Linked DNA regions of Homo sapiens: all the other regions are linked to region 1. The links are chromatin contacts, found by Hi-C or POLR2A ChIA-PET in ENCODE. All regions are on one chromosome and are shown on one strand. The core of a region is the stretch at or near the end of the contact, and the rest is flanking DNA. Distances in the headings are between cores, read along the strand shown. Region 1 overlaps AKAP13 (A-kinase anchoring protein 13). Region 2 has its middle 21 kb from the start of WDR73. Region 3 overlaps ALPK3 (alpha kinase 3).

Region 1 (4,527 bases), core at 1,613-4,112:
CTAGCTATCCCTTTCTTAAGAGAAACGTTTCTGCGCATGTTTTCTCAAGAATTACATAGTTGTCCTCTTGCTGGCCATGTTGACAGACCAAAAACAGTGGTGGTTTTTGTTACCTGACCACCACATGGTCAAGCAAATACAGGAAGGAAATGATAAATGATGTCTGAGGCAAATTTAGGCTTCTGACACTTCTTTAAACGGGACTCATGATTGAACAGTCAAAATTCACCTTAATAATCCAAATGCAAATGGAACTGTCATCTCGATTTCATGTGGAAATGCATCTGTGGTTATTAACCTAGTGATGCCACTACTCTGGCAAGAAAAATGCTCCCCACACTAAAGAGCACAGAAGTTTCTTTCACCAAAGAATAAATTATATTAAGATTTTATTCTAGGAGCACATGACATGTACAAAAGTCTACCTTAAATTTGTAAGAGTTACATTTCTATAGATGAACCTCTTTTCTTCCTTCTTTGACCTTATAATTATATAATCTTACCAGCAGTTTAAAAATGGGTAAACAAGTTTCCTTGCCCAAAGAACCAAAATCTGTGTTAAATTTCATAAAATGTTATTAAAGTTAAAATCTGACTAAGCAATCCCCTTAGAACTATCCCTTGATCAAAACATCTCTAAGTGAGTCAGAGTAATTTCTGGGGGGAAAGAGGGTTGCTTTCCTCTGGGGATGTGATTTTTGGTACCTCCTTCCTTTCCTATACCTATCAACTTTGAAAAGATGCATCTTGGCACAGCAACCAGTCACACTAGAAAACAGTGATTACTCACACTTGACGGGTGTCGGCAGCCTCTGCAGGACTGGCGTGGCTCAGTCATGCATCACTGATTTCCTAAGCACTGTGGTCAATGCTTTTGGTGGGTCAAGGGCCACATCCCCTTCTTTCAAACTGGCTCCTTCCAAATCAGCAGTTAAACCTATGTCTTCTCACTCACAAAACAGTATGATTAAATCTATGAGTAGAATGTAAACTTGATAGAAAATACCCTTTGGCTCTGAGATCACACTCAGGTGCTTTTTCTCTAAAGTAATGTGACCAGGGATTTTCCCAATCCTGGCCATTTTCTGAAGAAAGTACCAATTTCTTCATGACTGGCTACTTTCTCTGTAGTCTGAGACCATCAATACAGAGTTCCTCTGCAGTTTGAGACCATGAGTATGACTCCTTTTGGTAACAGGACAAGTAACTCACCTACACAAAATTTACCAACCTCAAGCCCATATATACTGCTGAAAGTCCATACATTTTTCTTCCTTCTCAAAACCTCAAAATCCTAAACATCCGTCATTTCTCACCATCTTTACTATATGTGCTAATAAAAATCAAAGTCTGAAATTCTCCCTGGTTTTTACTTTTTCTCATAGGATACTACAGACACAATCCCCACAGAGTTCACACTTGCTTGAGTCAAATTCTGACCACTGAGCCAGAAAGAGAAATAATTCCGGCCCATGTGGCCAAGGACGCAGCACCGAAATGAAAAGAACATCACCAGGCATCAGCTTACAGCCACTCCCATTCTTCTGAAATGCCAACCTGCCAGGGCCCCCAAAATAGACTTGTTGTTGTGGCTTTTTTTAAAAATTAGAGACCTCATTTAAATCCTGAGACAACAGCCAGCAAGTATCTATCACTAACAATCCAAAACATTAATAAAACTAAAAAGCTAAAGTCATCAAAAATTCTACCTCGGATTCCTTAAATCCCTCAACTGGGGAGGAAAAAGATTATAAACGGCTAAAAGCCCTTTACCAGGGAAAATAACCACTGTATTTAAATTGCGCTTCTTCCAAAGCAACTTCTTTTGCTCCATTGATTCATTTCTCTCCATAACCCTCCCCCACATTCTTAATACATATGTGTAAAGGGATTTTCAAAAATTGAAAAGAACAGCAAAAATAAACAATAAAGACAAAACAGGCTGCTTCTTACCTACAAAAGCCTAGGGGCAAGCATGGAGATAGGTCTTCTGTCTACAGCTGGTAACAGGTGGTGGTATAGAAGTGTGCATCAAACTGACCTTTAAAGACTTCAGGAGCCAAGATCGTGTCCGACTCCCGTTTCAGCTTCAGCCTCAACCCCCGTTAAGAAGTTTTATTCAGATAGTTTATTTCCACGGAGCAATAGCGGTTTCTCTTTGCTGCCTCGGAACATGGTTACCCACAGATGGAACAGGCTGCTGTGTGAGCAATCTGCTCAGTGCAGCTGCTTCACCAAGATAAAGCAGACACAAGGTCTGCCCTGTGACAGCAGCTCAGCAGACTGGGCTTGGGCGGAAATCCTGCATCCTATCCCCTGCACTGTGCAGGGTCTTGAATTCTCAGACTGCTGCCCAAAAGCAACAGGCAATGGAACTAGAGGTCCACTCCCCAAGCAGGAAAAGGAAGGAGTTCCCCGTCAACAACACCCCTAGCCCAAAAAAAACAAAAACAAACAAACAAAAAACCACCAATGACCTAATACCACCATTTTGGATGTTGGGAAGTCAGCTCAGAACAATACTTACAGCTGTTCATGAAACCACTCTGACTCTAAATTTGCTCAGAATACAGACTAGGATGATAGGGGAGGAAGGGAGTTTCAGGCTTGTAGATAAAACACAGCTTTTTGGCACTGTTTTCTATGGTACTAGAGAAAAGGATTAAGCCATGTGAATAAAAACATCTGCTAAATTCTTTCACCACTTTAGAGTACCTGTGATCTAGGCATTGTTTTCTAGGTTTGCAAAGTTGCAACCACTCCAGAATGAGACAGGAGTGTTTATAAGCTTAAGCAACCAAGCAGTAAGTCTACAATACAGGAAGCAAAATCTGTCCAACCCTGAGATGACGTGCCCCTCCTGATGGTGGTGACTATTAACTTGGCTACCTACCCAATGAGTGCAAGGCCTCAAAACAACAAAGATGCCTATATTTTTACCAGGACACCACAGTGACTCTTAAGGGAATCTGCTTCTCAGACTGTTAATTTTGTATTATGTTTTGCTTACCTGCTGCTGGCTCAGGCCCCTGGACAGGTAAAATGATCTTCTCTGGCTCCTCCCTTCCAGCAAAACATCCTGCAAGGCTCCCCGTGGCTTCCTCAGGAGTACTGCCCATTGGTAGGCTCTCCCCAGGTGGGAAAGTACTCACTTTTTCTGTAAAAGCACTCTCTAGTCCTTTAGTGAGAGGACCCAACTCAGGGCTGGACAGTGACATGTGACAGGCCTCCCCCTCAGTAAGCAGTGCTCCAGCGGCCTTGACTTGTTCGATGACAGCATCCACTATACGGCTGGCAGCCTCCTCTATCAAGTCTGCCCCCTTAGGCAGAGGTGCGTCCTGGGCAGAGACCATGCAAGGTAGAGAGGGAGTGCTCCTTTCCCTGCCTGAAGGCGGGGCTCGCATGACTTCCCTCACACCAGCTGGGGCCCCATCATCATGGGCTGAGAGCTCCATGTCTGTGGGGAGCTCCTTGGCAACAGGCTGCAGTAGGACAGGATGTGCTTCATCGTCTATTTGGGCTTCCTCAGCGTCACCCATGGTACAGCTGTGGTCTGCTCCCTCCAGCTTCCCTTTCTCCCAATCAAGAGGTATCATCTCTGGGGTTCCAACTCCCTGTGGGTCAGTCACAGCTTTGTCCTGTAGAGCCACTGGCAAACCTAGAACGGCATTCTTCTCTTGGCTCAACAAGACGTTTGGAATCAGGATGTCTTGGGTGTTGTGTGATATATTCTCTCTTCTGGGCTCAGCCATACCTTGTAGAGCATTAACCCCTGTAACATCCACCGTCACATCTCCACTCACCTCACAGGCACTAGTTTTTCCCTGGGATTGAGTGTTCTTCACTCCAACATCCAGAGGAGAAGGCTGACTGCAGTTAAGAGCATCGGACCCATCAGACCCATCTGGCAACAGACATGGCAACAGAGCGGAGCTGTTGTGCTCTGCCCCCAAGGCTTCCTGCCTTGACTCTGTGGCCAGACTTGCTCCTGGTGGCACCAGGCTCTGGGCAGCCCCACCTTGAGTCAGCAGTGAGACTTGTGGGGCCACTTCCTTGTTATGTTCAGTTTCTGCCTTAAGAAAGGCAGAGGATGCACCCGGTGAATTACTTAGCTGAAGTGCTTTGTCCTTGGCACAGTCAGCTGAGATTGATTTTTCATGAAATTGTTGAGTATCTTGTCCAGGAGGTGGTGTTCTCTGCTCTTCCTGCAAAGTTCCTGAAGAGAGAGCATTTTCCTTAATAGAGGAACAGGTCACCGCTTTATCCTTATCTTGTTCCTGAGCTGCAGAGCTTTCTGAAACCACCAGAAGTTTTCCTTCTTCAGTCAAAACTGAATCTAAAGCCAAAGTGGCCTTACCCACACTTTGCAGGGAAGAGTCAGTGTTCCCCTTGATATTCAGAGCTTCTGGGATTGCTGGAGGGGCGGGACCCTCATGCTCTCCACCAAGTCCTGTGAGACTGGTATTCCCCATCCCGTGCTGAAGCTCTGCAGCAGTGGAGGATGTGGACAGGCCTACTGCCCTGTCT
Region 2 (4,527 bases), core at 579-3,078, 950 kb after region 1:
CCTTAACAGATATCTGAGGAGTTACTGCACATTAAGTCGGTAACAACACACTTCGGTTTCAAGGCGTATGTAATCTTCCCTTGATGCTCTTCAACAGAGACAAGGTTCCTGTCTGTAGATCAAATAAATCACAGTATTAGGAAAAAAAATAACAGCAAATTTGGAAGTACAATCAACTTAAGGAGAAGCAAAGGAAAAGACTTAGAAATGGGACATTATTGTCTACATCTAGAGGATACATGTATCTGAAAGCTTAAGAAAGCCCTTATCTTAGGAACTTGAAGCTGAGGATAATCTCAAGTTCACTTAGTGCCAGTCACTTTAGTTTTTAAAAAAATTTAACTTAAACCCCAGCCTAGGCAACATGGTGAAACCCAGTCTCTACTAAAAATACAAAAATTAGCCAGGCATGGTGGTATGTGCCTGTAGTCCCAGCTAGTTGTGAGGCTGAGGCGGGAGGATTGCTTGAACCTGGGAGACAGTGGGGTTGCAGTGAGCTGAGAATGCACCACTGCACTCCAGCCTGGGTAACAGAGCAAGACTCAAAAAAAAAAAAAAAATTAAACTCTTCTTATTGTGTCTTTTTCCTTGTAAGACATTAACTAAAAGTTACTGGTAGTAAATGGTGACTGTTTTACAATTGGGTTTCATTATTGACAATATCAAAAAAAAGCAGCAATCTTTAAGAGTTCAAATTAGTGTAAGATAGGAAGGACTGCAAAACAATCTGATTTTTCAGTTGTAATTAAAGTGCTCCTTTTCTTATTTTAAGTAAAATAAAATTAATCAGTCACTGGCAACAATCATTATTAAGAGGTCTTTTAGGGCAAAATTTAATAGTATGAAGAGGTTTACAAAAATAGATTGACGTTATTTTGAGAAATACTGTAATTTTTTCTCAATTCAGTTTTGATAAATTGTACCTAATCATAGAAAAATTATTCCAATTCAAACTTGACATATATTAAAAAAGTAGAGATGAAATTAACTCAGCTACGTAACAGATCTGGCAAAATATAAGAATGAAAAAAATTCTACACAGGGCACTTATTTCATATCCAGAGGTAAAAACATTTTCTATTAGTAGCTTATCTTCTTCCTGTAAGCAATCACAGATTCTAAGTTGATCATGCGGTACAAAGTCACAGCAGTCAGAATCTTCTGTTTGATGCAACACACAAAGTTGTTTGTTTCCTTACTAAAATGCGAACTGGTTGTCTATTTTTCTTTATCCCATTTATTCGTATTCACAAATTAACAAATAGCGTCAACAATTATTGTAGGTGAAGTGGGGTATTGCTGGATCAAAGGCTCTATAAGACGTCTTTACTGACTGAATCTGAAGGTTTATTGAGTTCAATCCTCACACCTTTTTCACCTGTTAGATATTTTACTTTAGCTCGTGCTCTCTCATCTGCATCAAATACCAAACAGTTATTGCGTACTTTGTAGCATATGCTGGTTGTACTTCATGAGGGTTGCGATGGTCAGACCAGAAAAACAGCAGTCTATCAAATTTGGGTTCAATGTCAGCAAACTAGGCTTTACCTTCTAGAAAAATTCGAAGTATACCTCCACTTACCTTGGCATCCCGTTCTTTAACGTAATGTAATACATTTCACACGTCTTCCGTCTCCATTTGGATTATCAACATGACGTACATAACCCGTTCCATTGACCGGATAACAAGCAGCCATGGCTTTTGTCCGGCCCGGGGACGCGCGAGGCGGGGACGCGGCCGCCGCGGGGTCGGCCGCGGACTTGGCCTTTGCCTTGGCTGCGTCCCCGGAGGCGCTGTCCCGGCGCCTCGCTGCCTTCCTGGCCTCCAGGGCCCGGTCCCTGGACGGCGGCGCTGCAGCGGGCGGCGCGGGGCCGGAGTCCTGGTGAGGGCCCCCTCCGTGGCCGAGGGCGCCCTCGCTGCCCTGGCACACGAGCTTGTGCTTCTTCCAGTCCTGGCGCTGGCGCTCCTTGCAGCAGAAGGAGCTGCGGCTGCAGCGCAGCAGGTTCTCCATCTTCCCGCACAGCTCGCAGTACTGCCGGTCTCGCTCGCTCGAGCTCGGCTCGCCGGGCCCGCAGCTGTCATTGGCCATGGCGACCGCAGCTGAGCAGGAGGGGTGCGGCCGGACGGCCTCGCCCGAGGCTGGGGAGCGGAGAGAGAGATAGGGGCCGTCACTGCGCCATGCACCCGCTACCCTTGACTCAAGGAGGCTGGCACCCAGGGCCCTCGGCCGGGTCGCTTCCGAGTCCTAGGCTCCGGCGCAGCGCAGGCGGCCGCCTCAGCGCCTAATCGCCGCCGTGGGCTGAGAGAACGCGGCCTGTGCGGCGAACGGCAACCCGGGCTCGGGCGCGCGAGCCTGCGGAGCGCAAGACCGGCCCCCTCGGCTGCCGCCACCGCCTCAGCGTCCCGGGCGGCCCGGCCCAGGCTGCGGAGGAGCGCAGGGTAAGCGGGTGCCGCTCGCTCTGCGCATTCTGCACGTACACCACGGTACGGCGGCGACCCGGCCGTGCGGCGCGCGTGGGCCCACACTGCGATTTCTTATCACTCTTGCGGACGGGCTAGAGTTCGTTCTATTTTGGGGCTGTGCTTCAACTGTTCCTCTGGTTCTGCTGTGAACTTCACCATTGCCTGGAACAGACAGATTCTGTCTGTGCTTGCTTCGGATGGATGTTTAGAGAACTCAGTACTGATCCTGAGGGCTCCTTCTTTGAGAGCACATCCTGTCCCTCTTCAAGGACTGGAAGTGGTCAAAATTCTGTAGGGACTAAAACTTAAACATCCCAAACATAAAAAAGCAGAGGAAAGGTTGGGTGCAGTGGCTCACGCCTGTAATCCCAACACTTTGGGAGGCCGAGGTGGGTGGATCACAAGGTCAGGAGTTCGAGGCCAGCCTGGCCAATATGGTGAAACCCAGTCTCTACTAAAAATACAAAAATTAGCCGGGCGTGGTGGTGGGCGCCTGTAGTCCCAGCTACTAGGGAGGCTGAGGCAGGAGACTCGCTTGAACCCGGTTGGCGGAGGTTGCAATGACCCGAGATGGCACCACTGCACTCCAGCCTGGGTGACAGAGCGAGACTCCCTTTCCAAAAAAAAAAAAAAAAAAAAAAAAGCAGAGGAAAAAGCCAGTCTTATGCAAAAGCCTGCAACAGCAGTAAAGACGGCAGACATGTGGAAGGCTTTATGGAGATAAGGCCATGGACCACTGCATCCTGGCCACCCAGCTCTCTGGGGACTGCTCCTACCTGCCTTGCCAAACCCTAGGCAAAAAGACATAGGATAATTCAGGTGTTTTGCAATAGGCTCAATAATGTCGACAAAGACCACCGAAGCCGCTTGCCTCTGGCTGGCTGCTACAGAGTGAGAGCTGTTCTCCAAAAAGACATCCCTGTCACATGTGCTCCTCCCTGATCACAGTGAGGCTCATACCATTTTAAGCAATTTTCTTATTTAATGGCAGGGACGGACACTCAGAGCAGCCAATGTTGTGCATTCTCTGAAGAGTCAGCCTGAACTTGGAAGGAAAGTTGCAGATACCATGACCACGAAATAAGCAAATTCCAGTTTAACATCAATAGTGAAGTATGCCCACACTGCTAGTAACCCAAGGCAGCTCTGTCTCTCACATACCTCTATTTTAACTGTTCGGAACTATGTTTTTATAGCTCACCTCCAGCCTCTGTCTTCCAGGTTCTTTCTGCAAGTCTTCCACCAGGGCCACTGCCTCCTCTCCACTCTCCGGATGCTGCTGTCTGACCCAGATCTGGATCTCCTGGAGAAGGACAGTCGGGAACTGTTCTAGGACCAGCAACTCCAGGATCTGCTCTTTTGTACACTTCTCTGGCCTTAGCCACTGACAACAGAGCTTCTGGAGCTGGAGGAGGGCCTCTCGGGGTCGTGATGCTTCTTGGTAACGGAAATGCCAAAAGCTCTGGCAGGATGTCTCTGGTCCAGGGTAATTCCCTTGAAGGGAAATTTCCTGCTCCCAGTGGGAATCTTCTTCCAGTTTAACTATTTGGAGATCTTGTACTGAAGGAGTCTGGATTTGTTGGTCCACAGCTACAGCCATTGTTCAGGTCAGAGAAGAGCTTTGCAACCGCACTCTAAAGCTCAAACCTCTTCATCACCTCACTGGGAAGCCATCTTAGAACTTCCACTTAGGAGTCACTAAGTGGAACTTCTCTTGAAATTCTAGAGTCAGAGACATACATTACAAAGTTAACTCTAGTAAAAATCGCAAGTGTTAGCCCAGCAGGCTTGAGGTGAAGAAGAGAGCCTTCCTGTCCCAGCCCTGTTGCATGCCCTGGTGCCTGTGGAGTCACTGGTGGGGTGGCAGTTCCGGAAGTTTGATAAGAGGAGTCAAGGGCTAGTGACCTGGTTGAAAAGTAGAGGAGCTTGAAGCTGAGAGAATACGGACGATTCGGCCCCGTGACATGTTCTTAGCGGGGACGCAAGAAGCCCGAGCCCAGGTCCCAAACACGGCTATTCGGCTAGCCACTGAGCACCGGAAGCGGAAAACCTAGCCCCAGAAG
Region 3 (4,527 bases), core at 1,809-4,308, 740 kb after region 1:
TTTCACCATCTTGGCCACGCTGGTCTTGAACTCCTGAGCTTGTTATCCACCCACCTTAGCTTCCCAAAGTGCTGGGATTACAGGCATGAGCCACCATGCCTGGCCTAATTCTTATATTTTTAGTAGAGACAGGGTTTCACCACATTGGCCAGGCTGGTCTTGAACTCCTGGCTTCAAGTGATCTGCCCACCTCAGCCTCCTAAAGTACTGCGATTACAAGCGTGAGCCACTGTGCCCGGCAACCTGTGGGCCAATTTCTATCTTCTGTGGACTTATCTTCATTTCATGCTGAATATTATATTTGAAATACTTTTTAAAAATAATTTCAGGCTTAAGATGATGCTGTCATCCTCCAGATATGATTTTTGTTTGCTTCTGCCAGGTGCCTGAGGGCACTAGGTATCTTGAACCACCTAATTCTAATTTCAGGGATTGAGATATTTCTTAGTTATCCATGTAACTTGGAGCTCGTCAGTAACTCAATACCGTGAGACTAATTTACTTGATTCCCCTTTCTCCTAGGGTACAAACCTTCAGAGTCCCAACCCAAAACCCAGGGGGCTTACAAGGGCTCCCACTCTTGAGACCATGGGCTCTAATTTTTGTCTCCTTAGTCTCATGAGACTATCTAAACTATTGCTCACTGCAACCTCCACCTCCCAGGTTCTAGCAATTCTCCTGCCTCAGCCACCCAAGTGGTCAGAATTACAGGCACGTGCCACCACACCCGGCTAATTTTTTGTATTTTTAGTAAAGATGGGGTTTCACCATGTTGGCCAAGCTGGTCTCAAACTCCTAACCTCAAGTGAGCCACCTGCTTCGGCCTTCCAAAGTGCTGGGATTACAGGCATGAGCCACTGTACCCAGCCTAACCATGAGGTTTTTGTTGGAGCAGTGGAACCAACACAGACAACTTCTCAGGTACCACACTGCCTGAGCCCCTCCTCCTACCTTTGGGAGGCAAGGAAGAGGGGGCTGGTACTTCCTCCTCTGGCCCTACCAGGAGGATGCCACCATCTGGTATTGGGTTCCTCACCATTTAGGCAGAGAAGCCAGATTTGCACACTCACTTGGCCACCAGCCTGGTCCCTTCCTAAATGAGCTATGAGGGCCTATGAGAGCCATCTCTTCCAAAAGTCCCTGCTGTCCAGCCTGTGGGCTGTCAGGCATGTGCAGCAGCCCCACAAAGCCTTCCCCGGGCCACTGTGAACTTACCATTCCAGTGGCCAAAACTACAGGAGACCAGGCATGAGGGGGACAAGAGTCAGGAACAGGTTCCAGAAAGTCTGGTTTTAGGTCCTTGAGGTTTGTTCCACTCCAAAGCCCTCTGAACTACTGTTCCTACAGTCTAACCTTAGCACCCATGAAATAAAACCATTTCCCATGGTCACCCTTAAAACTAGTCTTTCCCTCCTTCCCACCATGAAAGTTCTCTCCATGGGAAAGCCCCTCCTGTTCTCCACAAAGCATCCTTTCCCCTTTGCCCTCTGCCAGGTGCTGTATCAGCTTGTCCCTCATGTGCTTCCCTTCACTGCTCCGAGAAACCACCTGTCCTCTGTCCCTACCCCTGGGAAACACTGCTTTCCTCCTGTTCCCCCATGAAGCCATTCCCGATCTATAACTGCTTCCTCTATCCTAAGAAACAGTCTCATCTTAGTTCTCACCAAAACCAGAGGATGTCTCCACTTAAGGTTATCAGATTTAGCAAAAAGAAATACTGGGCTGGGCACGGCGGCTCACGCCTGTAATCCCAACATTTTGGGAGGCTGAGGTGGACAGATCACTTGAGGTCAAGAGTTCAAGATCAGCCTGGTCAACACAGCAAAACCCTGTCTCTACTAAAAATACAAAAATTAGCTGAGCATGGTGCCTCACACCTGTAATTCCAACTACTTTGGAGGCTGAGACACAAGAACTGCTTGAACCCGGGAGCCGGAGGCTGCAGTGAGCTGAGATCGCACCACTGTACTGCACTCCAGCCTGGGCAACTCCATCTCAAAAAACAAACAAACAAATAAACAAACCAAAGAAAGAAAGAAATACCGACACCCAGTTAAATTGGGACTTCAAATAAATAACCAGTATTTGTCTCAGTGTAAATATGTTCTATCTATTTTATCCACCCCAGCCCCACTCTTGAAATACTTTTCCTTCTGCCACTCATAAGAAACACTGTCTTCTTTCTGTCCCACTATAAAACACTCTGTCTCCCAAAACCACTGTGAAATAATGCCCCCCAAGCCCCTGAAACATAAAGAAATAACCAAAAGGGACGAATTGTTTCCTTCCTGCCCTCTCAATCCCACCCCTCAAGCTCCTTAACGCTGCCACCCATCTGCCTCTTTGGGGAGTGGACACTCCACTACCCCTGTCTCCACACAAAACATAATCTTTTCTCTGTCAGCTACCTGTTCCCTAGAAGATGATGGCACTCCTGTTACCAAGTAAAAACACTTTGCCTCTGTTTCCCACCATAGTCATATCTGATCCCAACTGCCACTTACTTAGTTCTTAGAGGGCACCAGATTCTTACAACAGCCCTACGAAGTAGGTATTGTTATGATTATTCTTCCAGTTTTACAACTTGCTCTAGATCACGCCATGTTAAGGCAGTCAGATTTGCATATAGGTATGCCTGACTCCAGAACCTTAGATAAACCCAGATTTAACCAGCATTTCCTGGACATTCAGCTTTGTTAAAAATCGAATGAGTAGCCAAGTTGCCACCTGCTGTACACTACAGCGCACACCTGCTCCTCCGTCTCCCCCATGAAACACTGTTGCCTCAGCAAAGCCCACAGAAAGCTCTCCACTGGCCCCCTTTCCCACCCCAGAGAACATTATCTTCTTCCATCTCCCTCCGGGGCACAGTCCCCTTGGCTGTGAACTCCTACACTCCCAGAAGAGGGTCACAGTCAGGCTGTGCTGCCCACATGCCTGGCATCTGGAAACTGGCTGGGGCAAAGGGCATGCCTGTGGTCCCTGTAGCTGGCACTCCAGTCCCTCCCCACCCCTTTCTATAAATAGCCCACTGCTCACTGGCTGCCCAGCAGTTGCAGCAAGAGTTTCCATGAGGTCAGCTTCCCAGAGCGGCCTCCAGGCACCCAACACCCACACTTACCTCTCCTGGAGTCCTGTGGCCTGCTTGCCCCTGCAACGTGCTGTCCCGGGTGCCATGTCTCCGCCGGGCAGGGGGCGTCGGCACCTGCACAGAGGCCTGAGGTGGGGCCTTTCCTAAGCTCTGGGCCCCGCATTCTGGAGCTTGACTCAGAGAAGAAATGGGCTTGCTGTCAGTGGTGGCCTCTCCTTTGGGCTTTGGAGGGGCAAATCTCTTTCTGTTGAAAGGCCTAGTCGGCTGGGGGGTCAAGGAGTGTGTGGGCTGGCCAGGAGCGCCAGGCACCCCCTCGCTTCTAGCCCTGAGGGGTGCCTTCCCCTTGGGACTCTCCCCAGGCGCCCGGACACTCAGGGTCTGGGGTCCCTCTTCCCCAAGAGGCCTGACTGCCTGGGTGTTCTCCAGGTACATGTCCTTCAAGGAGAAATACACTTCCTGGCCTGGGCCTGGGCCAGGGGCCTTCTGGGCCTTGTCTGGAGTGCCCACAGCAGAGGCTGGCTTCCTGGTACTATCTGTGCCAGAGGACCCAGGCCCCCGTGCAGCCCTGCCTCTGGGCTGGGTCTGAACCTGCTCCACGCCCACGGGCCCCTGAGTCCCACAGGAGTCAGGCTCGTCTGAGCTGGGGATGCAGTTTTCTGAAGAACGGCGGCTTTGGGCTGCCTTCTCTAACTCTGGCTTCCGCAGGCCTTGCTTGGATTCCTCATCTTTCTTTTTCTTCTTGGCCCCACTCTCCTCTTTGAGGGCTCTCTGAGGCCCCAGCTCCATGGCGTCACAGATGTATGTCAGCAAGCCATGCTCTCCGTCCTCTCCATTCTCGGGGGCAGCCTCCCCGTTGGTGGTCACTTCTCCAGAAGCAAAACTGTTGATCAGGCCCAAACCTGAGTGCTGAGCAGTCTCAGTCTCTCCCTCCTGCCAAGCCGCCAGGGTCCCACCCTCAGGCTCCCTGGTAGGGACCGAGGGGCCCGGCGCTTGAGCCCCGCTCAATCGCCGCTTTCGCTGGAAGCGGTCGGGGCTGAGCTTGCGCAGAGTGTCGACCTCCCCAGGCACCGCCTTCTCGTGCTTCCAGCTCTGCTCGATCTCGCGCAGCTTTGCCGCAGCCTTGCGCTTCAACTTGGCGAACCAGCGCTGGTGGATCTTGTACTCAGTCATGGTGCCCACCTCCAGGACCCCTGAGCAGGACACAATGCCCTTGCTGTTCTGGGCAGAGGCCTGGTAGATGGCGGCATCTTCTTCTCGACACCTAGAGGTAGGAGCGGGAGGTGCCACCTCTCCCCTCCTGGGAGGTGAGAGCCCCCACACCCCCCAGCCAGAGCCGTTCAGAGCCGGGCACACTTCCCCCTCCCTACAGCAAGCCCTGCCGTGTGCTACGCCCCATCTCACACGTCACAACATACAACACCCTCCATTACAGCTGA

Evidence for each region. A loop is a pair of places that touch in the nucleus more often than their neighbours do. ChIA-PET counts read pairs that join two places held with the same protein, here RNA polymerase II (POLR2A). Pooled maps may share reads with other maps.
Region 2: a loop to region 1 is called in a map of gastrocnemius medialis, with 7 times the contacts of the local background. The contact joins two enhancer-like sites. A Hi-C loop is called at or near these places in 1 of 168 maps with a recorded cell type or tissue (gastrocnemius medialis) and 6 of 50 pooled maps. POLR2A ChIA-PET finds 5 or more read pairs at or near these places in 1 of 52 experiments (naive thymus-derived CD8-positive, alpha-beta T cell).
Region 3: a map of gastrocnemius medialis shows a loop between it and region 1 (4-fold over the local background). The contact joins two enhancer-like sites. A Hi-C loop is called at or near these places in 1 of 168 maps with a recorded cell type or tissue (gastrocnemius medialis) and 1 of 50 pooled maps.

Annotation. Positions count from the first base shown.
Region 1 is chr15:85,580,591-85,585,117 of GRCh38, reverse strand. It overlaps AKAP13 (A-kinase anchoring protein 13), which reads right to left. Exons shown (of 37, transcript NM_007200.5): 7 at 3,011-4,527. Among named protein-coding and RNA genes, the nearest start is that of LINC02883, 180 kb to the left of the region's middle. RefSeq lists a silencer at 3,446-3,740. Within about 2 kb of position 2,862, at least 33 of the 41 ENCODE cell types and tissues checked have a DNase peak (open chromatin) inside an H3K27ac peak, as active enhancers do; they include gastrocnemius medialis, where a contact is called at or near this core.
Region 2 is chr15:84,631,437-84,635,963 of GRCh38, reverse strand. It overlaps the pseudogene SCAND2P and the pseudogene EGLN1P1. Among named protein-coding and RNA genes, the nearest start is that of WDR73, 21 kb to the left of the region's middle. RefSeq lists silencers at 1,677-1,756, 2,227-2,576 and an enhancer at 4,071-4,120. Within about 2 kb of position 1,828, at least 6 of the 41 ENCODE cell types and tissues checked have a DNase peak (open chromatin) inside an H3K27ac peak, as active enhancers do.
Region 3 is chr15:84,839,527-84,844,053 of GRCh38, reverse strand. It overlaps ALPK3 (alpha kinase 3), which reads right to left. Exons shown (of 14, transcript NM_020778.5): 5 at 3,122-4,352. Among named protein-coding and RNA genes, the nearest start is that of ALPK3, 24 kb to the right of the region's middle. RefSeq lists an enhancer at 2,798-3,291. Within about 2 kb of position 3,058, at least 21 of the 41 ENCODE cell types and tissues checked have a DNase peak (open chromatin) inside an H3K27ac peak, as active enhancers do; they include gastrocnemius medialis, where a contact is called at or near this core.